Linked DNA regions of Homo sapiens: regions 2 and 3 are each linked to region 1. Evidence: chromatin loops called from intact Hi-C (ENCODE). Cell type or tissue: heart right ventricle. All regions are shown on one strand. Each heading gives the region's core, and the rest is flanking DNA. Links, peaks and the distances in the headings are about the cores only. Region 1 overlaps ZSWIM6 (zinc finger SWIM-type containing 6). Region 2 holds the start of LOC105378997 (basic proline-rich protein). Region 3 holds the start of LINC03122 (long intergenic non-protein coding RNA 3122).

Region 1 (10,888 bases), core at 1,533-9,532:
TCAGCCATGCTATTTACCTGACCTCTCTACTGCATAGCTCAGACTCAGGTCCAAAACTAAACCCTTGATTTGTCACGTCCCAAAACTGTTCTTTTCCCCCTCATTCCCAGCTCCAATAAACAGTCACCACCCCTGATCCTCAAAATAGAAACCTCAAAATCACCTTGGCTTCTTTCTTCTTTTTTTTCCCCATCCCATCCAATGCCATCACTAAATTGGGCTGATATGTCCACTTCTCTCCATCACTGCCCCACCCTAGTCCAAGCTAATACTGAACTATTACAACTACCCTCTTCACTGAACACCTTGCTTCCACTCTTGCCCTCACCAACATATTCTCCAAATAGCACCCTGAGGATGGCTTCCCACTACACTCAAGTCAATTCCTTTTAATGTACTGGAATTACCTCACAGGATGATCTTTGCCCTGTCCATTTCTCCTACCCCATCTGGTATCACTCTCTCCTCATACTGCTCTGCTCTACAACTCACACTGCGTTCCTTCCTTTCAGTTATTTGAATACATCAGGTCGCCCCACCCCCACCCCACTCCTGCCCTCAGGAGCTTCCTTCACACACACTTTAACATCTCTAATTTCCAAGAAAAAAACAAACAACCCCATCAAAAAGTGGGCAAAGGATATGAACAGATACTTCTCAAAAGAAGATATTTATGCAGCCAAAAGACACATGAAAAAATGCTCATCATCACTGGCCATCAGAGAAATGCAAATCAAAACCACAATGAGATACCATCTCACACCAATTAGAATGGCAATCATTAAAAAGTCAGGAAACAACAGGGGCTGGAGAGGATGTGGAGAAATAGGAACATTTTTACACTGTTGGTGGGACTGTAAACTAGTTCAACCATTGTGGAAGTCAGTGTGGCGATTTCTCAGGGATCTAGAACTAGAAATACCATTTGACCCAGCCATTCCATTACTGGGTATATACCCAAAGGACTATAAATCATGCTGCTATAAAGACACAGGCACACATATGTTTACTGCAGCACTATTCACAATAGCAAAGACTTGGAACCAAGCCAAATGTCCAACAATGATAGACTGGATTAAGAAAATGTGGCACATATACACCATGGAATACTATGCAGCCATAAAAAATGATGAGTTCATGTCCTTTATAGGGACATGGATGAAATTGGAAATCATCATTCTCAGTAAACTATTGCAAGTGCAAAAAACCAAACACCGCATGTTCTCACTCATAGATGGCAATTGAACAATGAGAACACATGGACACAGGAAGGGGAACATCACACTCTGGGGACTGTTGTGGGGTGGGGGGAGGGGGGAGGGATAGCATTAGGAGATATACCTAATGCTAAATGACAAGTTAATGGGTGCAGCACACCAGCATGGCACACGTATACGTATGTAACTAACCTGCACATTGTGCACATGTACCCTAAAACTTAAAGTATAATAATAATAATAAAAAAGAAAAAATAAGGAAAAAAAAAGAAAATAAACAATAGTGAAATAAAAAAAAAAATCTCTAATTTCCATTATACTGCAAGTTTATTTTTGCTCAGCAATATGTACCCAGCAACTGACTTTAAGTCTGGCACACAGTAGGTATTCAAAAGGAATGAATGAATGAATGAATGAGAACAGAAAATAAATTTTAATGATAAACACTTTCAACAATAAAATGGAAAACAATACAAAAGACCAGGCTTAATGAGAGGAAATTCACAATAAACCATTTTAAATTAATATTCAAGATGGACACTCCTAAGAAAACATAGATTCTTCAGCAGGGTTCTTAGGAACCAATACAGAGATTAACAGAAGAGTTTTGAAAACTGAGCACAATGTGCCTCTTTTCTGGTTTTGACAATCTGTTTTCACTGCGGAACTTGCTTTCTTCAATTCCATCTCAACGCAAGCCAAGAAGTAGCCCATAAAAAGAATATGCAAATAGTTAAAACACTAAACAGAACCTAAGACACAAATGTGCTGCCAGCTGCCCCAAATAACATAAACAATAAATGCCTCCACATCACTAATTCCTGATATGCAAGGAAATGGAAAGGGAAGATTCTAAATTCAAGCCCTGAAACATACTAAAATCACACTACACCTGAGCTATCAGTCTTCAGGGGATCAAACCTAGGATGCTGCTTCTCTCCCGACCCCATTTCCCAGCAAACGATGCCAGATCTAAATTATGGTAGTTGCAACTCTGACCAACCCAGAAGTTCTATTCCTGCATAAAAAGCAGTTCAACTTTCTCCTGTGAAGTTTTTCTCTTTTTATCATGAGATCTCAGTATAGGGTCCCAATCTCAATTCCCTGTGATTCATTGGAAGCAATAAGGTATCACGTGCTTTGTCCAAAGTTTCAAACCATCTAATAGAAACTGTAGATTTACCAGAAGTAAAGTTACAAGGCTAACATAACAAAGATCAATTTTTCATTTCTTGTGGGCTGAAATTAAATCAATTTATTGTGGTTACATTGGTTATTTGATCGGTATTAGCAGCTATAATGTCTTTGATTAATTTCCTAAAATCTCAATATATGAATGAAAATGAAAATGCATGCTATGGTCTGCATACTTATCCCCAACCCCAATTCATATGTTGAAATCCTCACCTCCAAGGTGATGTGCCGCCTTTACAAGGTTAAGTAGGTCACGGATGTAGAGCCCTCATGAATGGGATTAGGGCCCTTAAAAAGAGGCCCAAGAGAGACCTTTCATCCTTTCCTTCTACCACATGAAGACACAGCAAGAAGGTGCCATCCAGGAACCAGGAAAAGGGGCCTCATCAGACACCCAATCTGATGGCACCTTGATCTTGGACTTCTTAGCCTCCAGAACTGGGACAAATAAATTTGTATGGTTTATAAGCTACTGGTTAAAGGTATTTTTGTTATAGGAGCCTGAGTGGATTAACACATTGAAGACAATATATTTCAAAACATGTGTTAACTAGACAAAAGTAATTTTAAAGTGTTCTTATTAAAGACAAGGTTGAAATTTCCTGAAACATTTTAGAGTATTCAGGAAGCAAAACTATATTCTAGCTTTGTCCAAAAGCTTCCAATTAGGGGGTTGTTTCTTCACTAATATCAAGACTTCAGGGAAGCAATTTTTACTGTATTCCCATCCTTTGTAACTCAAAATGTGCTCACCTTAGTTGTCATTAAAGTTTAAAAAACAATTGAGTCACACTTAAGTCCAAATACAGACTCATCCAACAAGACACAAACATTCACTCCATATTTTGAGAGGACTGTATTTTAGAAGAACTGATAACTAATTTGGCAAAAACAAAGAAAGGAAACCTCATTCTAAATACACACTCAAATCACTCAAGGCTCCACTCCTAGAGCACAGGACCTCCCAGCGACTTTGCTGCAGTGCTTCAGACAAGCAGAGAGATGGAGAGACCAGTCAGCATCCACACCAGGTTGCCATTTCTTCTGCTGCCCTTTCCAAGCATGCCAAACCATAGTGTATTATTAACCAGAATATTCTTACGTCTTCATAAAAGCGTTTTTTGCCTTGAGTCCTGTTATAGGAAAACTAATAAAAAGCATTTTCCCCTGGAGAAACTAAGACACGATGAGATTAAAAGTGGACAAAGTCGTATAACTGGTGACTTAGCAAACTAAGCACACTTCATACCTCATTCTTAATTCAATGTTCAATCTGTCAAATATTCCTGTTGGCTATTCTATGTATTAAATGAAATGACCTTAATATTTGAGTTCAATGTAACAGTAGTTTACAACTCTGTACTCTTAAAATTATTCTGCATGAAGTGTACTATCAACAAAAAGGTATCTAAGTGAAAAACACCAGTCTTTAGAATCTAGTCAGATGGTTTAAAAAGGAAATAAATCGCCGGGCACGGTGGCTCATGCCTGTAATCCCAGCACTCTGGGAGGCCAAGGTGGGTGGATCACGAGGTCAGGAGATCGAGACCATCCTGGCCAACATGGTGAAACCCCATCTCTACTAAAAATACAAAAATTAGCCAGGCATGGTGGCACGTGCCTGTAATCCCAGCTACTCGGGAGGCTGAGGCAGGAGAATCGCCTGAACCAGGGAGTCAGAGGTTGCAGTGAGCCGAGATCGCACCACTGCACTCCAGCCTGGCAACAGAGTGAGACTCCGTCTGAAAAAAAAAAAAAAAAAAAGGAAATACATCCATTATTACAATACTATTCACAAACTCAGAACACTTAAATTCTGTGCAATTGTCAATGTGGGGCTGAGCACTAGAGTACCGGGGTAATTTAGGGCTACACATGTTGCCTTTTGCCAAGGCTGGTCCTGAGTTTTCGTAGTTTTGTATCTTCCTGGTCTATATGCTGACTTCACCTTAGTTGGGCTGCTATACATAGGTGAAATCACAGTGATTGTGCCTAAGGAAACCATGAAGATCATACGGAAGCTTCTCAACATGAAGGACAAATAAGTCCAAGGCTTCCTCTCATGAAAGGCTAAAACTCCCTTTATCAAAAGTCACAACAGTGCCACTTTTACAAATCTGGGGTCCCTGAAAGAGTTACTCAAATCAATTAAATTAACTATCAGATAACTTCAGTAGCTACTCAAAATAGTCTTCCTTTACTGGCCTGATCAAGTAACAATGTTTTCCATGGAGCTTAATGGCTCCTTTTAGATCCTTGTCTATGAACTGGTATTGCACTCCATGCTTACCCACCCGCAGCTCTCACCATCCCACATATCCCTCTCCACAAAAAGCTAATAAATTTGCATTCCTGACTCTGACTCATACAACTAAGAAACCGAAGACTAACAAAACTCTTAGGTATGACTAAGCAAAATGATCTAATTAATAAATAGTCAAGAAATACAAATGTTTTTAAAAGTAAAATTAACCATCAAGAAAACAGGGTATGGTGGAGAAGGGGGAACTATAGCTCTAAACACCATCCTTGTAAGTTGCTACCAAGAACCCACATTTTTCTTTAAAGGCTGAAAATCAGCAGTAATAACCCAAAACTATCTTGCGCAAAGGTGGTCTTAATAGAGATATAATTAATCTTGCCAATTTTCCACATAATTTCTCTCCTTTTTTGATCTTTTGCTTTACAAAATCATGCTTGAAAACTTTTACAATTTCTTTCTGGTAGCAATTCTGAAATGAAAATGGACTGCAGGTAAGTAAATTTGAGAACCTCCTTAAACAGCAAAAATCACCTCCCTAGCCCCTCCACTGGTAAAAATCACCAAAGTTTTTACTGTGGCCCCCTCGTTCTCAGAAACAAAAACAAAAACAAAATGGCCTTTGAAGTTGGACAATTTGGTATGTGTTACATTTAATTTTGTGCTTATACTTAATACCTAAAGTGAAGCAATACAGAGGCCTGGATTTCAAAAACGGGAAAAAAAAAAAAAAAAAAAAAAACCTTTCCCCTCATTACAAAGAAAATCTATAATCATAATTTAGAAGTCATCAAGGAAACGCAAATCTTGTGCCACCCCGCCTCTGCGCGGTCGGGTCAGTCACACACACGCCGCCCCGCCCCCGCGCCATCAGTCACACGCAGGCCTCGCCCCATCCTGACTCCCAACCCCGCCCCTCGCGCTGTCAGTCTCTGACTCTGGCCTGCGGCTGAACCGGCGGCGCTGACGTCAGCTGGCGACCGCGGCCGCATTCCTAAACAGTTCAGACAAACCCACTGGTGGGAAGCTTCGAAAGCCCTCAGCTGTAGTGAGGAAAGCAAAGGTTTGGCTGGCAGCCAGACTCCTGAGCTCAGCATTTTGTAATGCACTTCCTTTTTATTTAACAGCTTGCATAATGCCCTTAACCCTTCCTTTACCTGCATCACACCTTTAACCCCTTCTTTTCCTGGTCGAACTTCGAAGCAAACTTCAGAACTTGGTCTCCCATAGGGTTTTAATATATTCCTCACCAATTTACAACTGACTGATTTTTAATACTGCTGAAGAGGCAATTTAATTAAATGCACTTGCTCCCCCTAAACTGCTGTTTCCCCCTTAAAGCAATGTTAATTTTCAAGCAAAGAAATTAAAACATTTTATTAAAACAACGTATTTTAAAGCTTTTTTAGACCCCCTCCTTCATAATTTATCTTCTTGAAATTATTGTCAAGAGACAATAGCTTCAAATGGTCCAAAACAAAAGGGTACACAGTGACAAAATCTCCCTCCAACTTCGTCCCTCAGTTGCCCTGTTCTCATCCCATGATAAATTGTTACTTCTCTTGTATTCACCCAGAAGTATTTTAGTGATACATAAGGAAATACACATATATTCTATTTTCTCCTTTTTAAAATGGTAAACTCTATACATAATGTTCTCTACTTTGCTTCCTTATTCTTTTTTAGAATTGCATGGAATTCCACAATTTAGCAGTCCCCTATATATGAGCATTTAGGTAATTTCCCATCTTTTTGCTATTACAAATAATGCTGGTGTGAAAATCTTGTATGACTGTCTTTCAAGAATAAATTCCTAGATGGGAAATTGCTACATCAAAACAAACACATGCATTTGTAATTCTGAGAGGTAACAGCAAACTGTCCTCCACTGAGACTGTACCTTTACCCTCCCACCAGCAGTGCAGGAGGATGCCTATTTCCCTCATGCAAATCAGGCTGTCCCAGAATTCAGATAAGAGGCTCTCTCTCAAGCTTATTTTATTTTTAGAAAACAGATCTGTGAAAAATTGTATCTTAGTGTAGTCTTAATTTACATTTTTCATATTATGAACGAAGTTGGGCATCTTTTTATATATTTTAGAAGCCATTTGTATTTCTCTGTGAACTGTTAAATCATCACCTTTGCCCATTTTTCTATTTGTTCATCATTTTCTTACTGCTTTGTAGGAGCTTATGTTTTTCGAAAAGCAGTGTTTTGTGTATGACACTTTGAAAGATCTTTTTTATATATTTTAAGAAAATTAGCTCTTTGTGACATGATTTGTGAAAATTTTTTCCAGTTTGGTAAATTTATCTGTTTCATGGTTTCTGCCATAGAGAAATTTAGGGATTTTTATGTAGCTGAATTGTTACCAATCTATTCTTTCATGGTTCTTGGTTACTATTATCACAGACTGTCATTCCCCATGCAGTTTGTAGAATAATTTTCCAGTGATTTCTTCAAATATTTTTATGTTTTCAGTTTTACCTTTCAATATTTAGAGTCTGTACTTTTTTTCCTAGATATATATCCACTAGTCCCAACACAAATTGAATAACCTATCTTTTCTCACTGATTGGAAATGCTACCTTTATCATATTCAATAATTTTTCTTATGTAAAAGTGGGGCTCAGAGGAATTTTAGGCTGCACTTACACCAGTGTTAATTTTAAAATCTGGTATAAAGTAAGATATGTTTTCCATGGACAACATGGTCCAGTTTCAATAACTAAATTTCAGATTTGGGGAACTGTGTTTGTTATTTTTAAATGAAACTAAATCCTTTTTAAGATTTCTGAGAGGCCGGGTGCAATGGCTCACGCCTGTAATCCCAGCACTTTGGGAGGCTGAGGTGGGTGGATCACCTGAAGTCAGGAGTTCGAGACCAGCCTGGCCAACATGGCAAAACACCGTCTCTACTAAAAATACAAAAATTAGGCAGGCATGGTGGCAGGCACCTGTAATCCCAGCTACTCAGGAGGCTGAGGCAGGAGAATCGCTTGAACCCGGGAGGCAGAGGCTGCAGAGAGCCGAGATCATGTCACTGCACTCCAGCCTGGGTGACAGAGCAAGACTCTGTCTCAAAATAAATAAATAAATAAATAAATAAATAAATAAATAAAAGATTTCTGAGATAAATTATAGTATCATATGCCACCTTTAAAGACTTAGGCTTTTTGAAAGTAAATACCTACTCGGAAATATTACTTCTGACTAATTATGACAGATTTTAGTCTTCAGAGACTTCATAAAATTACCAGAAAGATGTAAAATGTTGAAAACATTGTTAAAACAAAATTTTGATACTGACTGTAGACAACTTTGCCTTTTAATATATTCTTTAAGGAAAAATGAGTGAGGAATGAGGATGATCTAGTCCTTTCAACTAATTTTTACCTTTCTTTCAATATCTGTTAGGGATTACTACACCAGGTCCCTATAAAATTTCTAGGCTTCACATTTATGTAAACCATCATACTGATAAACAAGTAATATACTATTAATATATTAAGTATACAAATGTTTTCAGCTTTAGTAGATGTTAAAAGACAGTGATATGCAATAATGATCAGTTGCTGAAAAGAGCAGAACCACAGTTTTGAACAGGACCTCATAAGGTTAGGCAGGTGGTTCCCCAAAGAGATAGCAAAATGACACAGACCTGCAGACATAAAGTTCAAAGTACCTGTGTGTTAATGGAGAAGGCCAAGACTGGAGGGAAGAGAAATTCTGCCAAAGCAGGGAGAAGCCTCCAACCCTGAGATGCAGAAGACCCTAATGCAGCTCAGGCTGTCTACTGAATGACAAGGTTATCATTTATTTCACAGTAGTCCCAAGCTCCAGACCTCACAGGACCACAGACTATACATAAAGAAAAAGTCTTTAAAGGTATTTTCTTTGTGTGATACATATACATATTTTAAGATTCTGAAATATAATTCAAATAAAAGACTTTAATCTTCCAAATAAAGATGTGGTGCTACAATTATTTTTATGGAGTTACTCTTTTAAACTCTGAGCCCCTTTCCATATAGAAACTATGACACTGAGAATAAAGTCCAAACAGAAATGACTTTAGAGCTCTTGACACTCTGTCTCTAATCTACTCTTCTACTCTTGTGTTTTACAGAGCCTACACTTTGGCCTCATGGAAGCAAAGCCTACTGTTTTTCAAACATGCCTGTTGTCTTTGCTCAAGTTTTCCTGTATCTGGAATACCCTCCCAAGAACAGAAAATACCAATCTCTAATGCAAATCTTCTCTTATTTTTAAAGGCTCAGCTCAAATGCCACCTCTGTAATTTCTTCCTCCTCTGAGGAGTTAGCCCCTCATAAAGTCTATTAGCCTCTCCATGACGATGATGGTGGTTGTGGTGAAGAAATTGAAAGAGAAATGTCATCAAAATATATTTAAATTCTCACTAATAAAAAGATGAAAGAAACTATACTCCATTAGACAGGCCACTACAAAGAAGAAAAATGTAGATCCTATTTATTTAAAAAATCTACTTAAGACATTCCACTTATGTGAACAAAGTATACATTTTGATTAATCCCATCTTTGGTGGTTGGAGTTTACAGTATACCCACCATATCTTCAAACATAGCTTTCTATCAACAAATGAAAAGGAATATAAAAGAAGACAAAAGCTAATACACCTTAAATATAGCTATTATAGCAACTAACCTCTACAACAGGATAATTACAGTTAAGTTCAACTGGTCTCTCACTCCTAGAAGCTCTGGCTGTTGGTTCGGAAACCCTTCGTATTTATGGCCTTATTTGTCATATTGTAAGCCCAACCATTTCTGCTACTGGTATTGACTCCTATAACTTAGGACCCTGACCTCCAAAGGTTAGGGTGGGAAACATATCCTACAGTTCTCAAATCTAACTGGGCATCAAAATTACCTGCATAACTCAAGAAATACACAGATTCTCAGGACTGAAGCCCCAGACTTCCTTAAGTATAATAACTAAAAGTGGGCCCCAAGAACTCTATTTTATAAAAACAACCAAAAACCCGAAGACAAAAAAACAACCCTCTCTAGGTGATTGGAATGTTTGGAAAATGAGAATATGGGGCAGAGCCATGAAAGGAGCAAGAAGGCTAAAGGAGGCGGTGAAATCCCTCTCCTCTCTTGGACTTAGCTTCTCTCTTCTACTTCTCTCCCAGCAAACAAAGAGGCAGCTACTGGCAGAAAAGAATAGAAAGAGCAAAAGCTTTAGCAACAGTGGCTATAGAACTTTTCTCTTTAAAGTTCATCTTCCCTCCTCTACCATAAGGTCTGCTGCCTACCAACAAATCCTAGCCAAAGACAGCAAAACAGGGATGGGAGTTTGCCTTGAGAGGTGGTAGCCATGGCTTAGAGGAGCTGGAGACAATGTGAACTTCAAGAGGGCGATGGCAGCCCTTTGAAATTTTTCATCTGCCTTAATTTATGCCATTCTTTCCCCTAAAGATCGGAAAGTAAATAAAAATTTAACCATTGGGAACAAGGGGAAAAAATGCAATCATTTTAAGAATGCAACTGATAAGTGAGAAAATGTGAAGGAAAGTTTTCCGGTGGTACAAAAAATACTTTTTTAACATCCTGGCTAATACGGTGAAACCCCATCTCTACTAAAAATACAAAAATTAGCCGGGCGTGGTGGCAGGCGCCTGTAGTCCCAGCTGCTCGGGAGGCTGAGGCAAGAGAATGGAGTGAACCCGGGAGGCGGAGCTTGCAGTGAGCCAAGATCGCGCCACTGCACTCCAGCCTGGGCGGCAGAGCGAGACTCCGTCTCAAAAAAAAAAAAAAAATTACTTTTTTAAACCTCCCAAGATGGCTACTGAAGAGACCTCAATAAGTCACCTAATTCATCCTGGGAAGACAAGACTACAGTTAAACTATCCAAGGAAAGCTACTCAAAAATATACTTCAGGGAGTGAATTCCCACATAATTTAATTTCCTCACTGTCAAAAACATCACTTAATTATCAAGAAGCTCCCAAGATTGAAAACTAAGAACTGCACATTAAAAACTGCTTCCTCTTATGACAAAAATCTACACTGGCCAAAAAAGGTTTCCACTCACACGCAGAGTCTAAGCATACATTATTTTGTACGATTCCAGAATCTTGTTTACAGGCGTGTATTCCCTTCTGATTTTATTCAAAAGATTCTCTTTTCTTTTCCAAGTGTGCTTTCTAAATCTGAAGACAAAGTGTTCCTT
Region 2 (10,888 bases), core at 1,815-9,814, 220 kb before region 1:
CAGACCTACGGAATCAGAACTTGCACTTTAACAAGGTCCCCAGACAATTCCTTGAAGTGTGAGAAACATTTTGCTAGCATGGTTTGGCCCTGTAACCTAGTTCTCATCAGCTGGGAAGTGAGATGCAGCTGGGAAGAGCAATGCAACAGGAAGCTTCTTCTCAACCCTAATCTGCATATTAGGATTCACTAAGGAGCTTTTCACAATACTGACGTCAAGGCCCTACTACAGGCTAATTTAATCCAACCTCCTGGATTAAGAGCTCATCTAATTCCAATGTGTAGCCAGAATTAAGAACCACTGTTCTATAGGAGCAAAACTCAGAATCAAAGCTTAAAGCCCTTGGTACTAACTACCCAGCCAAGTCCCACTCCCCTAAAAAGCAATCCGGCATTTGCTTGAAGGGATTCCTAAAATATTTGCCCTTTCCTAAGAAGAGGCAGCATCGGCCTTTTGAATGGCTACTCATTGTCCATGCTTCATAAAAATATGCTGGGCCTCCACTCCCCGGGAGCTCGAGGGCAGCGTTCCCGTTTCTGTTTCCTTTGTTAACCAAGTCCCAGCTCTGGGCTTCCTCGGGATGGGAAATGGCTCCTTCTGAGGCAGCGTTTCTCTTTGCCTTTTCTGCCCCTGGGATTTGTGATTCTGGACAAGGCATATGCCTTCTTACCATGTCATTTTCCTCATTTGCAGAGGGAAAACACAGTGTCCATTGATTCCTTTGGTTAAGCTGACTGCTGCCCCTGGCTCACGTCCAGTGACTATTTCTCTGTGCAGCAATCCTCAGCTGGGGGCGAGCCAGGAGGGAGATGGCTGCCCACTTAAAGCACAAGCCCCGAGTGCTCTCCGTCCTGTGAGCTCTCCAAATGCCAGCTTGCTCAGCTGATTCACTTTGACGCAGGCAGGTTCATCAGAAAGCCTTGGAACAGGTTGGAGAACAGAAATGCCACTGGATTCCTTTGAATTGTGTGCATTTAAGTGCAGGCTCCAGTAGATCCAGGCTCTAGGACTATAAGCCTTTCTTTTCACAGGAAACCCTCCTAATTGGTCTGATAAACTTTCTGGGACTCAAAATAGAACCACAGCACAGGGAAGTATCACCTTTGTGTCTCTAATTGTTGATAATGTCTGTGTTTCTTTTAATATCTCTATATTACATGCTGTTGCCATCATTCTCCATTTCTCTTTACCCGCTACTACTAATAATATTGAATGCTTTGCTGTGTGCTGAAGCATTTCACATTTGTATTATCACATTATCCTCACCACCATTTTGAGAGGTAGGGGTTATCATTGTACCCATTTCACAGATGCAAAACTGAGGTTTAAATAAGTTCAGTAACTTATTTGTTTGTCCCACATTCCAGGGAGTAAAAGTGACAGAGACTGGCTTCATCCAGATTTATGTGATTCCAACATATGGGACCATAAAACAGGTCCCGTTCCTGTTTATAAAGGTTTCCTGATCCCACTCCCTCAGTGCTTCTTAGGGCCAGGGTCTCCCACACTAAATCTTCCCATCTGGATCTGTTTGTTTGGGGCTTGGCCATAGCATATGGTAGAGTCAAATGGATTCAGGACTAACAATGAGGATAAGGGAGTGGGGAAGGGAGTAAACTTAGATTCCTATTTCTGTCAGATACCAAAATTAATTCCATATGAACTAAAACTTTAAGTGAAACAAGCCGGGCACAGTGTCTCATGCCTGTAATCCCAGCACTTTGGAAGGCCTAGGTGAGTGGATAACTTGGGGCCAGGAGTTCAAGACCAGCCTGGCCAACATGGTGAAACCCCATCTCTACTAAAAAATACAAAAATTAGCTGGGCATGGTGGCTCATGCCTGTAATCCCAGCTACTCAGGAGGCTGAGGCAGGAGAATCGCTTGAACCCAGGAGGCGGAAGTTACAGTGAGCAGAGATTGTGCTACTGGACTCTAGCCTGGGAGACAGAATGAGACTACATCTCAAGAATGACAGCAAAGACAAAAGCTATAAATTAAAATATTACAAATTTTGACTGCACAACATTTTTTGTATTATTATACTTTAAATCCTGGGATACATCTGCAGAACGTGCAGGTTTGTTACATAGGTATACATGTGCCCTGGCGGTTTGCTGCACCCATTAACCTGTCATCTACATTAGGTATTTCTCCTAATGCTCTCCCTCCCCTTGCCCCCACCCCCCAACAGGCCCTGGTGTGTGATGTTCCCCTCCCTGTGTCCATGTGTTCTCATTGTTCAACTCCCACTTATGAGTGAGAACATGGAGTGATTGATTTTCTGTTCCTGTGTTAGTCTGCTGAGAATGATGGTTTCCAGCTTCATCCATATCCCTGCAAAGGACATGAACTCATCCTTTTTTATGACTGCATAGTATTCCATGTGTATATGTGCCACATTTTCTTTATCCAGTCTATCATTGATGGGCATTTGAGTGGGTTCCAAGTCTTTGCTATTGTGAGTAGTGCTGCAATAAACATGTGTGCATGTGTCTTTATAGTAGAATGATTTATACTCCTTTGAGTATATACTCAGTAATGAGATTGCTGGGTCAAATGGTATTTCTAGTTCTAGGTCCTTGAGGAATCACCACACTGTCTTCCACAATGGTTGAACTAATTTACACTCCCACCAAGAGTGTAAAAGCATTCCTATTTCTCCACATCCTCTCTAGCTTCTGTCTTTTCCTGACTTTTTAATGACCACCATTCTAACTGGCATGAGATGGTATCTCATTGTGGTTTTGATTTGCATTTCTCTAATGACTGGTGATGATGCGCTTTTTTTCATGTTTGTTGGCCACATAACTGTCTTCTTTTGAGAAGTGTCTGTTCAAATACTTTGCCCACTTTTTGATGGAGTTGTTTTTTTTCTGTAAATTTGTTTAAGTTCCTTGTAGATTCTGGATATAAGCCCTTTGTCAGATGGATAGATTGCAAAAATTTTCTCCCATTCTGTAGGTTGCCTGTTCACTCTGATGATAGTTACTTTTGCTGTGCAGAAGCTCTTTAATTCAATTAGATGCCATTTGTCAATTTTAGCTTTTGTTGCCATTGCTTTTGCTATTTTAGTCATGAAGTCTTTACCCATGTCTGTGTGCTGAATGGTATTGCCTAGGTTTTCTTCTAGGGTTTTTATGGTTTTAGGTCTTATGTTTAAGTCTTTAATACATCTTGAGTTAATTTTTGTAAAAAGTGAAAGGAAGGCGTCCAGTTTCAGTTTTCTGCATATGGCTAGCCAGTTTTCCCAATACCATTTATTAAATAGGGAATCTTCCCCATTTCTTGTTTTTGTCAGGTTTGTCAAAGATCAGATGGTTGTAGATGTGTGGCATTATTTCTGAGGCCTCTCTTCTGTTCCATTGGTCTATATACCTGTTTTGGTACCAGTAGCATGCTGTTTTCATTACTGTAGCCTTGTAGTATAGTTTGAAGTCAGGTAGTGTGATGCCTCCAGCTTTGTTCTTTTGGCTTAGGATTATCTTGGCTCTGTGGGCTCTTTTTTAGTTCCATATGAAATTTAAAGTAGTTTTTTCTAATTCTGTGAAGAAAGTCAATGGTGGCCTGATGGGGATAACATTCAATCTATAAATTACTTTGGGCAGTATGGCCATTTTCATGATACTGATTCTTCCTTTCCATGAGTATGGAATGTTTTTCCATTTGTTTGTGTCCTCTCTGATTTCCTTGAGCAGTGGTTTGTAGTTCTCCTTAAAGAGGTCCTTCACATCCCTTGTAAGTTGTATTCCTAGGTCTTTTATTCTCTTTGTAGCAATTGTGAATGGGAGTTTACTTGTGATTTGGTTCTCTTTTTGTCTATTATTGGTGTATAGGAATGCTTGTGATTTTTGCACATTGATTTTGTATCCTGAGACTTTGCTGAAGTTGCTTATCAGCTTAAGAAGATTTGGGGCTGAGACAATGGGGTTTTCTAAATACACAATCATGTCATCTGCAAACGGAGACAATTTGACTTCCTCTCTTCCTATTTGAATACCCTTTATTTATTTCTCTTGCCTGATTGCCCTGGCCAGAACTTCCAATACAATGTTGAATAGGAATGGTGAGAAAGGGAATCCTTGTCTTGTGCCAGTTTTCAAAGGGAATGCTTCCAGCTTTTGCCCATTCAGTATGATATTGGCTGCAGGTTTGTCATACATAGCTCTTATTATTTTGAGATACGTTCCATCAATACCTAGTTTATTCAGAGTTTTTAGCATGAAGGGGTGTTGAATTTTATCGAAGGCCTTTTCTGCATTTATTGAGATAATCATGTGGTTTTTGTCTTTGGTTCTGTTTATGTGATGAATTATGTTTATTGATTTGCATATGTTGAACCAGCCTTGCATCCCAGGGATGAAGCAGACTTGATCATGGTGGATACGCTTTGTGATGGACTGCCCAACAGTTTTAAATGTAAATTGAAAGGTAAAAAGCAATTGACAAATGGGAAAAGCTTGCAAAATGCATGAGAAAGAATTAATAGACTGAACATATACAATGTTCTTACAAATCAGTAAGAAAAAGATGAATACTCCAATTTAAAAATAGACAAACAGAAAAGAATAAAAAGGAGACTAATATTCATGATTGGTAAGGATGGAATTCTGGCAACAGACTTCTGCATTTTCTGCAGGTGGGAGTATGAAATGACATAACATTTCTAAAGGTCGGTTTGACAAAATGTAGTGAAACTTTAAAAATGCAGAACAGTTGGCCCAGTCGTTTTGAGGAATAGATTTTAAGGAAATAATTAAGGACATGCATAGTGACCCAGCAAGAGAATGACCTTGGAATGGTGTGGACAGAAGTTAAAAAAAAAAAAAAAAAAAGCAAAAAACAAAAACTGGCAACATCCTAGAAGCCCTGTAAGAGAATCATTGAAAATATCGCACCGCATCCCTACAATGAAAGTTCTGTAGAATCATTAAGAATAGAGTATATTTATTAAACTATATTCATTAGAAGGATGTTCACGTGGAAAGATATTCACAGTGTATTGTTCAGAAAAAGAAAAAGCCAGTTACCCCACAGAATAACCGTGTTTGTACTCAGGATATACAAGAAAGGTTTGCCTCCAGCTAATGAGAATATGTTTGCCTCCAGCTAATGAGAATATGTTTGTTTAATGAGAATATATGGTTTTTGTTTTCTTTATGTATGTTTGCATTTTTCATTAACTCTGTGATAAACATGTACTGCTTTTGTAATGAGAAGGAAAAATACAATAGATGTTGTAAAAGAGGAAACATCACAGAGCCCCAGTCCTAGTTCCTGGATGGTTAAGAGTGGGTGGGTCCGGATGTAGTCACAGCACCCACCCACACTGTCCTGAGAAAGTTCTGGCCTGTGTGGGAAACCAGGTCTTGCCCTGTCAGCCCCCACTGGCCCCATGGAGGCCTGCCTTTTCCCGAGGCCCATCCAGCAATCAGTCCCCATCTTTACAGGGATCTGGGTCTCTTCTCTGTGTCCCAGACCCCAGTACTGGTCCAAGCCCTGAAGACTGCACCCAGGAAAGTGGAGGTATGGACAGAGGCAGCCGGTGCCTGAGGAAGCTCCACGGGGCAGGCAAGGCCCCCACGTCCAGTCTCAGCCCCTCTTTTGGCCACATGTGGGTATTCGTTCCTCCTTTTGGTCTTCCTGAAAACACTCTTTTGACCCTCCTGCGCTTGGTGAAGATTCATAGTAACCTAAGGTGGCCCCTTCTCTGCAAATGTTGCCGGACCTTCCAGCCCATTGGCTGCTGCCTCAGTCTCCCTCCACCGTCCCGGCCCCGCCCCCCCCGACATTGCCTCAAGTTGCCCCTGGGTGGCTCGGAAGCAGATGTGCAGCCAGCAACCAGGGGGGCTGCGCCGAGGCGGGAGCCACCCCGCGAGGCGCTGGCATGGGCAGGGCTGGCGGGTGGCTGGGAAGCCATTTGCATCGAGTGCCTGGTTCCCGGAGCGGGGGACTGGGATTGTTCCTGCTGGAATCCGGGGGGTTCACCCGCCTGGGCCGCCGGCTTGCAGGGATCCCGCCGAAGCCTGTCGCCCCCAGAGCACCGGTTCTCATCTCGGGAACCCCAGGTGCCCCCACGCTACCCGGATGTGGGGCGGGGATCTCAGGGGCGGGGTCCTCCAGGGACGACAGTTCCCACCCGGCCCAGGAACCCCCGACTTCCCGGCTTAGGAAAGCTGGGCTCGGCGGAGGCCCAGGGCTGCCCAGCTCTGCCTCCTCGGGGGCAGGCGTCAGAGACAGGAGAGAACCCCCGAACCCCGCGCCAGCCTGTCCGGGGCCCCGGCCCATCGGCCCCACTGGCCCTCCCTGCACCTTTCCGGTCTCCTATTGGCCAATCTAGGGGTCTCGGACAAAGTGCAGCGACCACGGCCCCTCAGGTCCCGCCGCCTCCTCGAGGCGGAGGCCCCTGTTCCAGAGGCCGCCAAGCCCCGGCGATTCGCAGTACCCGGGCCACAGGGCCCGCCATGGGCGCTGCCAGGCCTGAGGTCGCTGTATCCGGTGGCCTCTGCGGTTCCACCACCCCCACCGCGGGATGGGCGGTCTCTGGGGAACACCGCCCGCCCGCCCGCATGACCGCGCTGGCCTTGGAGAGGGAGCCAGGGGACCCAACCGGCTTGTGGCGCTGCTGGTTGCGCCCGGAGAAACCGACCCGGGACCGGGGAAAAGGGGTGGAGGCCCGGCAGTCGGGCCACCTCGGAGCTGCGGAGCTCAGGAAAGGCCAGCACTAATTTACTCAAACAGCAAAATTTAAAAGGAAATTTGAGACAGTAATAGCAGCGACATCTCAGAGAACGACAGGAAAAAAAAGTTTTGAATCAGGCTTTCGTGCAGGGACTCCGATTTTGCAATAAGCGCTTAATTAAAAATAAAATATATTGATGCGGTAGGCAAGTCGCGTTCCTGGGAAGGTAAAAACACAGTGGACTCCCCCACACCCCAGATGCTCCACCTGCCTGCTGTAATTACAGGGCTTCAGAGAGGAGGGAAAAAACATGACAGAGAGAAATCTGCTTGCATATTTTTCTTCTATTGTGCTGAGCTCATTTGAATTATAATGTGTTGCAGGCCGGAGAAGGAAATTTTGTGCCTTGAATAATGAATCCCCCTGGAGCCCACGGTACCTGTACTTCTCTTTAGTGTCCACTGAGAATAACGTGTTCGACATTCAAGTGACAACACTGGAAAGCATTTCAAAGCCCTGGAGCCCCAGAACGCTGTACACCCCGACGGCTCTTCTGCCTGCCCTCTCTTTGGCTTCCAAATGCAGCAAGCTCTTTCTTTACTTAAAATGTGTTCATCTTTCACACGCATCCTGGATGTACCACAGAAAGACAGTACAGATAGGCAGGCTCTTATTTCTGAAGCTGAGCTGGTCCCGCCCAGCACAAAGCTTTAAAGCTGCTAAGGCTCCAGGATATTATCCAGTTTTTAAAAATGGAAAAACTGGGAACAGGGAGGCTCAATATCTTGTCCCAGGCCCAAACAGGCTTTTCTGGAGTCAGTATCATTCAACTGGCTCAGGCTGGATTTTCATAAGAAAAGATAATAAACATTTACTAATGTAATAAAATAGACACCTTTTAAGTCACAAGCAGTATCCAAACCTTTGGGACATTCTATGGTGCTGAACAGCTATTTCATAGAGGCTTTATGTTAAGGAGCAAGTGCAGAAAAAAATCTGAAAATCTCAGTAAGATGAGAAAACGAAAGCTTTACAAAATGGTAGAAGAAAGTAGTCTCTCATGCCTAAACTTCCAAATAAGTTTTTGTTTGTTTGTTTTGGGTTTTTAGTTGAGCATTCTTTCTGGTTTGAAATAGATTCAGAAGGCTTTTTAAAACAAGTCACTTTTGGCCAAATATATTAAGGTATAACCAAATGATACCATAGATCCATTTAGAAAACAGAAAGTTCTTTACTGACATGAAAGGATTTCTAAGACATATTCATAAGTAAAAAAGCAAATATACTACTATTTGTATGGGATGAAAAAATAAAAGAAACATGTATATACATACTTGTTTGTATATGCATAGACTATCTCTCTGGGTGGATGTTGCCTTTTAAGGGGGGAAGGCTGAGGTGGGAGGACAGAGTTTCTCTCCTTTATCTAAATCAGGGGTGTCCAATCTTTTGGCTTCCCTGGGATATATTGGAAGAAGAAGAATTGTCTTGGGCCACACATAAAATACACTAACGATAGCTGATGAGCTAAAAAAATGCAAAAAAATCTCATAGTGTTTTTAGAAAGTTTATGAATTTGTGTTGGGCCACATATGGCCTTGAGGGCCACAGGTTGGACAAGCTTAATCTAAATCCTTTGTTATTTCAGTTTTAAACAATGTAAATGAATTGTTTGCTTAAAAAATAAATTAAATGTAATAAGTATTAATATCATTCAAGTGATAACACAGCCAAGGAATGACAAGGGTTAACTGATAATCCTGATTTTTACAGGTAATTGTAGTCATTACTTCTACATCTTTTATCATGTCTTTTAACCACTTGCCAAAGGAGGCGCTGATGTGGAGTTTTCTCCTCTGCCTGCCCTCTGCTCTGCTCTAACACAGGCCCAAATAGGCAGGGAAATGACCCCGCAATGGGTATAGGAAAAAATAGAAAAAGGAAACAAAGACTAGGTTTAATCAACAAGTTAACAAAGGACAGCTGACTGCACTCATTTACTTTCTGAGCTAGGACATTTTCTTCGTGTCCTGAGAACTATTTCAGGACTTTTTTTAAGTCCCTACTTATTAACATTCTAAGAGCTCTGAACTGAAATGCAGAGAACCCCAAAGCCTGGGAAAGGCAAGAACTCTGCCAGACCTTGTGGGTCTGGCTGAACCATCTTGAAATAGTTCTTTAGAGTGTGCTGTACCACTTCCAGCAGCCACAAAGGGCAGGCAAGCTAAGAATGTCATCTACATGGCCCGAGATGTTCCCCGCAAGAGCTCCCAGTCTGGCTTTTCAGATGCTCAATCCTGCAGTCCAACTGATACCAGGATGCCCAGGGATTGAGCCCAAAGAGCCCAGCTGGGCCCAAAAAGGAGCCATCCTCCCCAAAGACGGAGTATGGAAACTTCCTCTGAGATAGGCTCCCCCTGCCCAAACAAAACAAAAAACACAGAAGTCCATCTCTCCTTTCACTTGTTCTCTGATTCCCTTTAGCAGAGCCCAAACCTTTCTCCACTAAGAGCAATGTTTCTCAACCTCAGCACTTTAACAATGGCACCAGATAATTCTGTCATTTGGGGGCTATGCTGTGCATTGTAGGATACTGGCCTGGCCTCTGTGTACCAAGTGAGTAGCACCCTTCCCAAAAATGTCTCCAAACACTGAGAAATGTTCCCTGCAGAGCGGGGGGGGCAAATTGTTCCCAGCTGTGAGCCACTAAATTAGGCACTAAAGTCCAATAATTCTGAGAGATATAACAACCTTTTCATGTGTTTAATACAATGGTAAAATGTAAATCATGTTTATGAAAATCATTAGTAGACAAATAATATGAGAATAAGAAGTCAAAATTATTGAGAAGAGATGACACAAACTACAAATGTGCCTGCTATTTAGGGTGTTTATATTAGTATTTGCTGGGAGTTAGAAATATGATGGGATTCAGGTGACATGAAGATGTGCTGGATACATTCCTTTTACCCCACCCGGCCCTCTAAATGTGCTCTCCACCCTTGTCCACCTTGCTTTGTGCCTCAGGAAGGTGACCCTATGGGCTACATCGACATGCTCACTCTCTCTCTGGCTTTGGATGGGTTTGGCCCATGAGAGGAACTGGCCAATGGCAGCATGGGAGGAGAATGAGGTTGATTACCCTGGATCCCTCCTGGCCAGATCATGGTTGATTGGCTGCTCTCCTCCTCCACAGGCCATGGCTGCTATTGGTAGGCTGTCTTCCAGAGCTGCATCTCTCTCTCCAGCATGCAGGAACTACATCCCCCCTGGGCCCTGCAGGCCTAGAAGTGGTAATGGTGCCCCACTGTTGTTAGCTCAGGATACTGCACTGTCTTTTGTTCATTTCCCTAAATCCTACCCACACTTTTACAAGTCATCCTTTTGCAAAAATCTCCTCCGATTACTCAGTTTGAATGTGTCATCTGTTTCCTGCTCAACCCTGACCTATACGGATGAACAGAAAATCATTTGAGGGGACAGTGGCCATTCTGGGACAGGATTTAGGAATTCTTGGATCCCTTGACCAAACACTAAAATGCCTTGTACCAAAGCAGTTCCTGATACCTCTTCTCTATTTCTCCCCCCAGTTACCAAACCCAGGCCTGAGATCTCTCACTCATTCCCTGTAACTTGAAAAAGCATTTGCCCCTATACCAAGAGTAGATGTTGTCCAGGCCATGTTTAGCCTTCTCAAAACAGTCATGAGCAAGGACTAAAAAAAGAGCATCCATAAAATGGAAAGATAGCAGTTCCTTACCCTAAGAGACCAAGCTCTATCTGTTTTGTCACTTACGCTACAAGGATGACACACTTACCCCTTTGAGAGTGCACTATTTGGAAAACAAGGGTAAATGACCGTCCTCCAATGTAGCACAAAATTTCTCCTTGAGGCATAGAATACCTCTGTCTTAATTCTAATGTATCCAAGAGGAGAACTAAAATACACTGGGCACATGGGAGGAGTGGGGGTCTTCTTCACTAGCCCCTGGACTGTCTGGGTTAGACCAGGGGATATCTGCCCTTCCAGGCCTCAGCTGCCAGGAGGTGGGAAGGCACAGAGCTCCCGTATGGCACTGGCCCATGAGCACCCAGTGATCTGGAGGGCAGGTGTGGCAAGGATGGCCCCAGGGAGCCAGCTCTGCATCTGGCAGCAGTGTCTCTGGGCCAGGCCAGGACAACAACCTCGATTGTCCCTCTCAACAGT
Region 3 (10,888 bases), core at 1,115-9,114, 230 kb before region 1:
CCTTGACCTCCATATCAGTGAATGGCAACAGGGTTCACTCATTTGCCCAGGCTAGAAACTGGGACATCATCCTTGCCTCTCCCCATATCTCCATACCAAATAAGTCACCCTTAATCATGCCTTACCCTGCAGCAAGTCATCTCACATGCCAGCATGATCCCTTCACCTCCCTGCTTAAAACCTACCCACAGCACCCTCGTTGCCCTCAGGATAAAGCCCAACCACAGTGAATTTCTTCTAGCACTCTACTTCCTTTTCATTCATCCTCCAACCTCAGACTACCTTGTTCTTTCTAAAGTATCAATCTGGTCAAGTAACCCTTGCCCACTTGCTTCCAGAAGCTCTGGTGGATCCCATTGCCAACAGGGCTGAACCAAACATCTTAGTGTATTAGGTTCTGTTAGAAGAAATATTAAGCATTCAGCATGGCTGGAATATTGCTCAGCATGTCTGTGGCACAGTGTCCTTCAGGAGTGGAAGAGAAGAGAAGAGAGGTGCATGCAGCCAGGTCAGTGTATTGGGTCATTCTTGTATTGCTATAAAGAATTACTTGAGGCTGGGTAAATTATAAAGAAAAGAGGTTTAATTGGCTCACAGTTACGCAGACAGCATAAGAAGAGTGGTGCCAGCATCTGCTTCTGATGAGCTTCTGGTGAGGGCCTCAGGAAACTTACAATCATGGCAGAAGGTGAAGGGGGAGCAGGTGTGTCGCATGAAGAGAGCAGGAGCAAGAGAGAGAAGAGGGAGACGTCACACACTTTTAAACAAGCAAATCTCATGAGAACTCACTATTGCAAGGACTGCACCAAGCCATCCATGAGGGGTCTGCTCCCATGATCCCATTACCTCCCACCAGGCCCCACCTCCAACACAGGGGGTCATATTTCAACATGAGATTTGGAAGGGACAAATGTCCAAACTGTATCATTCAGGAAAGGCCTTGTCTGCAAAAATAAGACACACAACTCATCCTGACAGCAATGGAAAACACATCTTGGCAAGGCTTTAAGCAGGTGTGGGGTTCTGTATAGTAGCCACTTTTGGTGCTATACACATCCCCTGGCCGCAGCTCTCCTCTGGCTTCAGCCTCGGCTGTGGTGGGCAGTTCCACATGCTTTCAGGCTCTCCTTGAGAGAGTCCAGCCACAGGCATGACCCACCTCAAGCTTAGACCAGCTACATTTTTGCTTTCTGCCTTGGGGACTTCTCCAGGACAAAAACAGTCACAAATGTGCAAACCTCCTATGGAGAACTGTGCACACACACGTGTACACACACATGCGTGTGCACACGCAATTCCCAACAGCTTCAGGATAAGAGAGAAGAAGGAGGCAAGGCTAAGTTCAATTGTCCAAGCCTGGCTGACTGAGAAATTGCAGGTGCTGCTGACAGAAACAGTGAGGGCCCCACTGGAAGACAGAGGCAGCCTGGGGTTAGAAAGTCCATGCATGGAAAAAAGAGCGGCAGGGAGGCACACCATAGGAGAAGTGGAAGTAGCTAGGGAAATTCAACCTACAGAAGAGGAAACTTAGAGAGGACAAAGAGCCTTCTCTCAGGAAGTAGAGTCCAGAAAAGGAAGGAAAGAGAAGGGTATGAGCTAAGGGCAGAAATCACCAGCAGGTGGATCACAGCTCAGTCTATGAACGTACTTTCTCATCCCTACTGTAGCTGTGAGGGAGTGTGCATCCCTACCCTAGGACTCCTCAAACAAGATGTTCAGGAGGTTGCAGATCAGATTCCAAAATCCCAAGGGCAGGTCTAGCCAAGTGAGGTTAGATCCAACTCGGAGAGTCTGGAGTTGTTCTCTCACTTCCATTTCCCTCCCTCTCATTCCTGATGCTCCCGTCTTCACATGTGTTGTGCAGCCTCATCTTGGGTTTTGCCTCAGGGGCAACTCTGAACAAGACTGGGAAAGAGGAGGCGCTGGCTCTACGTGCCCTGCACCCACTGCCCTCTCCAGGGATCTTTTCTCCTCCCCACCAGGAGCCCAACTCGATCCTCACTCCCCATCCAGACCTGCCACCAGCACTGCTGCAGCCCCAGGCTCTCTAACTCTGGCAAAACATATCTTTCCTGATCTCTGGGGTTAGACACTCTAATACACTGAGCTGTGCCCTTGACTTGAAGAAAAGTGACTTTATTTGTACACATGGAGACAGACCAAAGAGCCAGGTGCAGCTAGTCAGATGGGCTTTTAGTATCCCCTCAACCACACCACACACACACTCCCCTATTCCCCTAGGACACCCCTTACCCTAAAATCTTCACAGAGCTTTTCTGACAGTGGTTCTCAGAAAGGGCAAAGACTGCTTACACGTTTTGAGTTATACAATTTTTTTCCCAACGGTATATCCTTTGTTGTCCTCTTCTGGACAAAGGCGGACCTTTGACTCAAAACATTTGTTTAGGAGAGCAATATTCACTCATACACACAGACACGTCTATAGAGAGAGAGATCCGTTTGTTTTGAAATCAAATTGGCAAATTCATGATCCAATCTTCTGTAGGCAAAAGAGTTTCTTTGAACAAATTGTAAGCAAAGAGAAATTATTTCAGGTCCTTCATTCAACAAAAAAATTTTTTAAACACCTACAGCGAACTAGGCACTAACAGGGACAAAGAAAGAATTTCAAACGCATCCCTTGTGCTTAGAATTGCACTGGGAAGAAGAGACACTCAAATGTAGGAAGCCAAGTGACAACGCAGGCAGCAGGATAAGGTGAGGGCTGTATGGCTGGACAAACCCAGTGGCCCCTAAACCCTAGGATGCCTTAGAATCCTTGGGGTGTGGAGCCGTTAAAAATGCACAGTCCTTGGCTCTACCTAGGAGATCAGATTCACTAGGTCTCCAGTGAGTCCCAGAAATCTGCATTTTAAATAAGCTTTTAAACTATTCGAATACACGTGGTCCACAGACCACCTTTGATGAACACTAGTCCAGTCAGCAGTACTCTGTAGATGTCCAGAGGGAAAGGAAGCCCACTGGGCAGGCCCAGGAAGAGAGCTATTTTTGTGTTTAGACATGAAAAAGCTTACAAGGAATCCTTTTCTTTCCTCTGCTGCACAATTGAGTGTTTTGAAGGAGAGCCAATACCTTGCCATTATCTGGAGAATGTGCAATCGGCACAAGGAATAAAAAGGGACGCATACAGCTGAGTCTAGAGCTGATGAAACCAGTTTATCTGAATCTGATTCCAGGGCATTTTGATGCTGAAAGGTGGTGTTATGACTCACTGAAGCTTTCACATCTATTGTTTTTCTTTTCCTGGGTGGCTTTGCCAAAGACCTTATAGATATCATTATTTTCAGATTACTGTTATTACACACATTCTTCTTGAATAAAATGCTACCTTATTTTTATCTCCATAGAGCAAAATCAAGTTTCGGTTGTTTTCTTATCTTCATATGTAAAACAGTCCCAGCGGTTAAGTCTCAGATGGGAAGAAAAATTAACTAAAGCCTTGAGCAGAGATGTCCAGACTGAAGGCTGACTTAACGGTTTCCCCATGACCAAGTGGACAGGGTGGCACACCCAATTCCCTGGACACATGCCAGAAACTGGGCTTAACCTGCATCATGAGCAAATAAAGTTTCATTTAAAGAAAAGAGTTTCTGCAATTTAGCAAAAATGAGTGACTGACGAGTAACACTATCCAGAAACTGACAGATTGTCAAACCCGCCTGCTACCCCTGGGTCATTTCAGCCATGGAATTTCTGGCCCAGTGAGAGCAAAGTCATTGCTTTCTCCCTTGACAGATTTCTCTGTGGAGAGTTCAGAACAGAAGAGAGAAATATCTGCAAGCTTTCTGAAAGCCATGGGGAAGCTGTGGGATGTTGTGTCCGGTGCCTGCGTCGGGCTCCATCTCTCTCCACAGCAGCTCTCATATGTATTTATGAAACCGTATGAGGCTCCCTGGTGGGTGGCACTTTATGGGTGAATTACTAGCTAAAATTCAAAGGGGTTTTGATGGCAAATAGTATTTTATTCAATTCATAAGCTTCTTCTCCTAATTCAGCATCTAGCCTTAAAAATAGACCTTTAGCAGAGGTTGAGCAAACACCTGCCTGTTTTGCTTTGGCCCAGAACCTGGGCTTGTCTCAGACCAGCTGGTTCCATATGGGCCTCTGTAATACGGTGGCCTGCAAAATACAGGATTCCCAGTTAAACTTGAATTTCATTACAAAGAACAAATCATTTGCAATATAAGTATGTCCCTGCAGTGTTGGGGATAGACATGTACTAAAAAATTTACTCTTTGCTTTTTGGAAATTCAAATTTAACTGAGCATCTTGTGGTTTTATTTGCTAAATCAGGCAGGCCTACTCTGTCCCAGTGTATAAGCATCACACCGCCCTTGGTTCTTATCCAACATCCAGACCTATACTGGGGCTTCTCAGAATGGGATTCCCATGAATTTGGGATGCCCTGAGAGGTAGCGTTAGTAGTGAAAAAGGGGACCCTGCAAGGTGGAGGCCTCAAAGCCAGTTATTTCTGCTGCCGCCCTACCCAAGGAGAGTGTAGATGGAAGTAAATATCTAAATGCCCTCATTAGGGTGGGGCTGTTCCAACACAGGAATTACGACACACGGCCAGACTCAGAGGCTGCCCTCTGTTCTGTGGCAAAAGGGTCCCAAAGTACAGCCCACTGCTTAGCCTGACTGCCCTTCCTAAGTACTTCTTAAAGACTGCGTGTCCCAACCGGGCTCAAGCCTGTAATCCCAGCACTTTGGGAGGCCGAGGAGGGCTGATCTCGAGGTCAGGAGATCAAGACCATCCTGGCTAACATGGTGAAACCCTGTCTCTACTACAAATACAAAAAAATTAGCCGGGCATGGTGGCGGGCGCCTGTAGTCCCAGCTACTCGGGAGGCTGAGGCAGGAGAATAGCGTGAACCCGGGAGGCGGAGCTTGCAGTGAGCAGAGATCGCGCCACTGCACTCCAGGCTGGGCGACAGAGCGAGACTCCGTCTCAAAAAAAAAAAAAAAAAAAAAAAGACTGTGTGTCCCACTTTATCTGAGGGGCCAATCTGCTCAAGACATTTTTGAGCTGCCAGTCCCGAACTGCGTGCTTAAGCCCCAAGAGCTAGCAGGTATCCGCAGAGCCCCTGCACAGGGCTGCTGGGAGTTTCCATTGGCCACGCCTTCTGACCTCAGTTCTGCACTCCCATGCTCATTAGCTCCCTGCATTCTTGGATGCTCTTGAATATTCCCCTGCTCACCCTTCTTCTCTTGCCTGGTACAACCTTGGTAGCCTGACCCCAGAACTGGGCTGCTTGCCCTGGGCACCAGTTGGCTTTGTTCCCAGGCATTACTGCTGGGATTCGCTCTGGACTCTGAAATATGCCTCCTCAGCCAGCCCGACTGCCCAGATCCCACCAGCCTGCTCTGTCCAGAGAGATGAGACATTCGGACTATTCAGTGTCCGTTCATGCCATCTGCTGGGATCATGATTTCTATACTCTGGTCACACATTACATGAATAATACTTCCCCCATTTCCTCAAAAAGATCCTCAGACAAGCTCAACCCCCATGTGCTAGTAGTTCAGGATTCTATGACCATCCTAAGTTTACACAACCACTTGGCCTTGGCTGGCCAAGACATGATGGTGTGGGAGCCTAGGAAGACCCTTCAGAGACGGCAGCAACCAGACTCCTCTTCTCACAGTCCCCCTCCAGCTCTGGTCTGTCCTCCTCACACAACCTCCCCCTCACAGTTTTGGGGTCTCATCTTTGGACCCTCTCTTGCCCCATTTTCCAAACACATCATCCCTGGCTGTATTAGGGGTCTCTGGGGCAGCCGCACTATGCTTTGATAGAGGGATGAGGTAAAGTTATTTTCCACTTTATTAACCTGAAAAAGCATAAACCGACCAAGTTTAGGGGCCTGAAGCATATTCTAAACAGACAGTGTCTCCTCCCTGACCCAGTTCTCTTACGGAATCATGGGAACCCATCTCCTCGACTTAGCAGCGGCAGACAGGCTGGTGTTTCTTGGCATTGTTTTCTAGGGCTGAAGCTGCAGTTTTCCTGATTTGGCCCTTGCATATTATTTAATTGTTTATCTTGACATACAGGTTTATCCCAGAAGGGGATGTTTAAAAAGTGGCATGGAGACCCTGGCTATAGACAGAAATGCAGCTTAACTTACCTTGGCTTCCTTCCTGCCAGACTCCTCCCAATTATTCTGCAGGCTTCTTTGCCCTGAGGGCAGTTTGCAGCTCCAGGGACTGGAATTGGCTTAAAAAAAAAATTCCTTCCTCTCTGTGCCCCATGTGAGGGAGCATTGTGTTCTCTCTAAATAATCAGCCTGGCTTTGTGTGACCTAACTGGACAGGGCCCTTTGAGAGATTTTTCAGTTGCAGAAAGAGCAGTCAGTGGCATCCTACAAAATCAGAAAGTTTTCAGACCAAGGAGAGAAGTCAGTGACAGCAAGATATTTTTTTCTTTAAGTTGTATTGTGACTAATTCCTCTCTCCCACTGGTGTTTAGAGTAATTAGGTAAAAGTGCAACAGAAGAATCCAAATTTATATTTTAGATCTAATAAATAATAACATTTAATCAGATGATCCCCATCCATTAACACCAAAATAACAAACAATTCAATGAATTATTTTAGGGTACTTACTATGTGCAAGGCATTGTCAAGGTAATTATTTCTTGCATTTACTGATTTCCTCCTGGGGACGCAGCACTAGCAAGAAGCTAATGGATTAGAAAGAAGTAGAAGGCCTCCAGCTGACAACCCACTCAGAAGAGAACATGGATCAGAATTGCCTGCCTCCATGGCAGGCACAGAGCTGGGAATTCATAAGCAGAAATTACTTCATTCAATCATCTCAATAGCCCTGTGGGGAAGACAGTAGTTCTCCATTTTACAGATGTGGAAACTGAGATCCAAAGACTATGTATATAGCAGGCAGAATGATGCCTCCCCTCCTTCAAAAATTCTGAAGGCTGTGAATAGGTTACCTCAAATGGCAAAAGGGGCTTTGAAGAGGTGATGAAAGGTTTTGCAGTGGGGATGTTACTATCGACTTTCTGAGTGGGCCCAGTGTAATTGCCATGGTCTTTAATAAGGGGGTAGATAGGAAGATAAGAGTGAGAATGACAGGGATGTGACAATGGAAACAGAAATTGGAGTGATGTCGGGTCATGAGTCAAGGAATGCATGCACCCTCTAGAAGCTGGAAAAGGCAAGAAAACAGATTCCTCCCCCTCCACCCCAAGCCTCCTGAAGACGCCCTGCCCTGATAACCCACTGTGAACTTCTGGCCTCCAAAACTGTAAGATATCTTGGTCCATTTTCTGCTGCTGTAACAGAATACCACAGGCTAGGTAACTTATAAATAACAGAAGTTTATTTGTCTTATGGATCTGGAGGCTGGGAAGTGCAAGATCAAGGGGCTGCATCTGGTGAGGGCCTTCTTGCTGTGTCATAACATGCAGAAGGCATTACCTGACAAGAGAGCATGCGAGAGAGAGAGAGGAAGGGAACCAGAACTTCATTCTTCTATGTGGAGCCCACTCCTTTGATAACTAACACACTCCTGTGATTAACAGCCTTGATCCATTCATGAGGGCAGAGCCCTCATGACCTAATCACCTCCTGTAAGACCATGTTTCAACATTGTTACAATGGCAACTAAATTTCAACCTAAGTTTTGGAGGGGATATTAAACTATAGCAGTTATACATTTGTGTTATTTTAAGCCACTGAGTTTGTAGTCATTTGTTGGAACAGCAATAGAAACTAATACAGTATGCCCCATTTGCATTCCACAATGGATTTGAGGTGGTCATAGACAGTTGCTCCAGAGTGGTAGAACCAGTCAGGACTGCATGCTATCTAACTGGCCCCTGGAGTTCTGCAAGGCAGGGGCCCTAGAGCAGGATTCAAGTGAAGTCAATGTGCCCTTAAAGTCTATGTCGTTTCTTTTTTTCTGATCTGCTTCCTCAAGATAAAATTTAGGAGCAAAATGAGTGAAATACCAGAAGAGAAATATTCTGTAACATGACATGTTTAATGAATGAGTAAAGAGTTCAGGAAATGAGTGAGTTCTGAAAATGAGTTACTGGTGCATGCTAAAGTGATCCGGGAAGACTTGATAGAGGCAATATAGTATAACCTGGGCCCTGCAGCATGGACAGATTGGAAGTAGCATTAGAGGCAAACAGGAGGCCTTGCAGCTGAGGGAATGACCTGATAGAAGAAATGCCCCTGGGAACAGAAAGGATAAACCAACCTTCCTAACCTGTATCCCCACCTCCTACCCTCACCCTATTCTCTGCCTGTGGATTCCATTAAATCTTCCAACCAAAGCCTTGGCAAAGGCTTTGAATAACATCCTGTGGTCTTCCTTACTTTACAAATGCTAAGTCTTGACCCAAAGAGATATATTTCGTCTTTCTCGCCCACAGTTACCAAACAGATCAAGTCTCCCAGGTCACTGCTCCCTAGTCATTAGGAACAAAGCGTTTTTAGTTTTTCAAAGTCAACAAGCATACTCTTTGTCTCTGTAGTGGCCAGTTTGATTCAGCATGTCCAAATGAGGAAAATTTGGATTAGAATTCCAGACTTTAACCCTGGCCAGGAAATTTTGTCAAATACAAGGACAGTGACTTGAGAGATACACTCTTAAACCATCTTTAATTTATAATTAAGTAAATTGTAAGAGGGGCAGCATCTGACTAAAAATGGCTCTAAAGCAGAAGATTCAGCCTCTCTATTCCTGTGTTCTGCTGTCACCTGCAACATAACATTGAGCACACTCTGTTACATCTTCTGTGAAATGAGAAATTGGACTTAAAATTCTCTCCATCGCTTCAGATGCTTTGGGCCATGAGGCAACAGAAACCCTGATTCAAAGTGGTTTAAACATTTAAGGAAACGTCCTATCCTGTATAACAGAAAGTAGAGCAGCAGGGAAGCTTAGGGGTTGACTGATTGGGTGGCTCAACAACGTCATCAAGAACCTGGGTTCTTTCTATCTTTCTCTCTCTCTCGCCATACCTGGGTATCAGCTTCATCCTCGTGCTGGTAGTGAGACTGCTGTTGCATCTCCAGGCATCACATTCAGACACAAAGAATCCGGAAGAAAAGGAGGAAGACTCCCCAGAAGATGTCCCTTCACATAGTATTGGCCATTATTGAGTCACATGTGCCAATATCTGAATAAATCACCAGAAAGGAGACCCTCAAGAGGTGATGTTTCAGCCTCTCCTGGGAGTACAAAAGCGGAAGAAAACAGAACAAAATCACAATTCTGTGTGGAAGGAAAATTGGGAGAATTGCTGCTAGACAGAAAATGTATAGTGACCTCTATTCTCTCAAAGGTATTTCCAGCTCTAAAAATTTCATATATTGAAAAGCATTTGTTGCCTAACATGGTTTAAACCCAGACCACCAATTCACATGCCTACATATAACCAAGCACTGTGCTATTCACCCAAGAAACAGCAGTGAGCAAGAGGCATGGAGCTTCATGCAGCGACCAGTCTAAGGGATCCTGACCACATGAAAACCATAACCACCAGTTGCATTGTAACACCTGATTTCCAACAGTGGCCCCGGGTGAGGCCTCATGGTATTGGTGATATAGATAAATGAGAGAAAATAGTTGCTGTTAATTTAAACAAGTTACATTTAAAACATTGACCAATCAACATCCCTGTCTACCCTCGGACAACCTAAAGAACTCTAGTGGTGTTACACAGTAAAAAGCGGGGTAGTAGGTGGTGTGTTACATTTTCTTAAAAGAAAATTCAAATTGGCTACTAGAGTTTTTGACCTCACATTGACCATGGGCAGACTGTGTCTTTTTAAACTCATTTCCAGAGTGCTTGAATGAGGAATGACATTTTTCCTCCTAGTGTAGACCTGGTCCCGAGTTATTTCCTATGGCTACAATGACTATTCTAAGGAATGGAGAAAATAGAGATGGATGGATGTTTGATGGGAAATTTTACACTTCTCGTGAGTCTTTTTTTTTGTGGGGTTCTGTATGTTTGCTCAATTGCAATTACCTGTGTCTTTCTTCTGTGGCTGGATTAGTAACTATTCAATTCATCCAAAGAATAGAACAGTGCCACTAAAATGAGTGTTCTTCTCCCAACAGGATACTTAGGTTTTGACTGAGTAATCAAACTCTGCAAGAAATTTCACCAACATATTTATTATACCAAGTGACAGGAACAGGAGATATGTTTTGTTATATAATATATTATAACTAACTAGAAGAGTAGACCACAAAAACTTCCTTAAACATGAAAGTCACACCTGCCCATGTTCCTACGTACATGCAGTGATAAATTTCTGTCCCCATTTCACAACCAGGTTTACCAGATGACCATGCGAATAAGAAGCATATAAAGCAATAAGTATACTTGAGTGAAAGAATAAAGCATTTTTAAAGTTCCAATTTTTCCACTGAATCATTGCTGCCAATTGTTGAACTATGGGTAGGGAGAGTGGTCTGTTCTTGTTATAAGGCTGGGATTTGCCATATAAAAGTGGGCCTAGACAGCACAGTGAAGCGAATTCTATAATTTCTGCAATTACAATTAAAATCTCTGTTCCCCCTCATCAAGCTTCTAAGCAGACCTACTCACAGATGTTACCCTGCCTCATTTGAGGTCCATTTCTATTTCCCACCCTCGGTGGAGCTGCTAATAAACAGTGAAATGGCCAAACCAAAGAGAGAAAAGAGAGAAGAACCAAAGGCCAGAATCATCTATAAGTTGAATAACTTGTACTTGAAAAACAGTGGTTTAACAGTAACCAAATGAGAGTATGTGCCTGATTTGTCCATTCTCTTTCAGGCTGTCATTTCAGGTCCTGGCTTTATCCTACCTCACAGGCCATGTTATTGAAATAGAAAAGCCACATT

What was found. Peaks named below come from ENCODE experiments on the same cell type or tissue, not always from the same donor. Only the 100,000 strongest peaks of a DNase experiment are listed, where the experiment ranks them.
Region 2: it touches region 1 in a loop (2.9-fold over the local background); 15 of 110 quality-filtered maps call a loop at or near these places.
Region 3: it touches region 1 in a loop (2.0-fold over the local background); 14 of 110 quality-filtered maps call a loop at or near these places.

What each region holds. Positions count from the first base shown.
Region 1 is chr5:61,403,597-61,414,484 of GRCh38, reverse strand. The region is part of intron 1 of ZSWIM6 (zinc finger SWIM-type containing 6); the gene reads right to left. Among named protein-coding and RNA genes, the nearest start is that of ZSWIM6, 77 kb to the right of the region's middle. RefSeq lists a silencer at 5,459-5,849 and an enhancer at 5,275-6,474. In heart right ventricle, for the core only: a CTCF peak has its summit at 5,497; a DNase peak (open chromatin) is centred at 5,654; H3K4me3 peaks cover 1,228 bases; H3K27ac peaks cover 1,228 bases.
Region 2 is chr5:61,621,523-61,632,410 of GRCh38, reverse strand. LOC105378997 (basic proline-rich protein) reads left to right here and starts at 4,344. Exons shown (of 3, transcript NR_189165.1): 1 at 4,344-4,430; 2 at 5,478-5,613; 3 at 7,065-8,012. In heart right ventricle, for the core only: CTCF peaks have their summits at 6,622 and 8,510; a DNase peak (open chromatin) is centred at 6,540; H3K4me3 peaks cover 1,799 bases; H3K27ac peaks cover 2,667 bases.
Region 3 is chr5:61,633,108-61,643,995 of GRCh38, reverse strand. LINC03122 (long intergenic non-protein coding RNA 3122) reads right to left here and starts at 6,215. Exons shown (of 2, transcript NR_126525.1): 1 at 6,150-6,215. In heart right ventricle, for the core only: a CTCF peak has its summit at 1,623 (motif pointing right); a DNase peak (open chromatin) is centred at 5,275.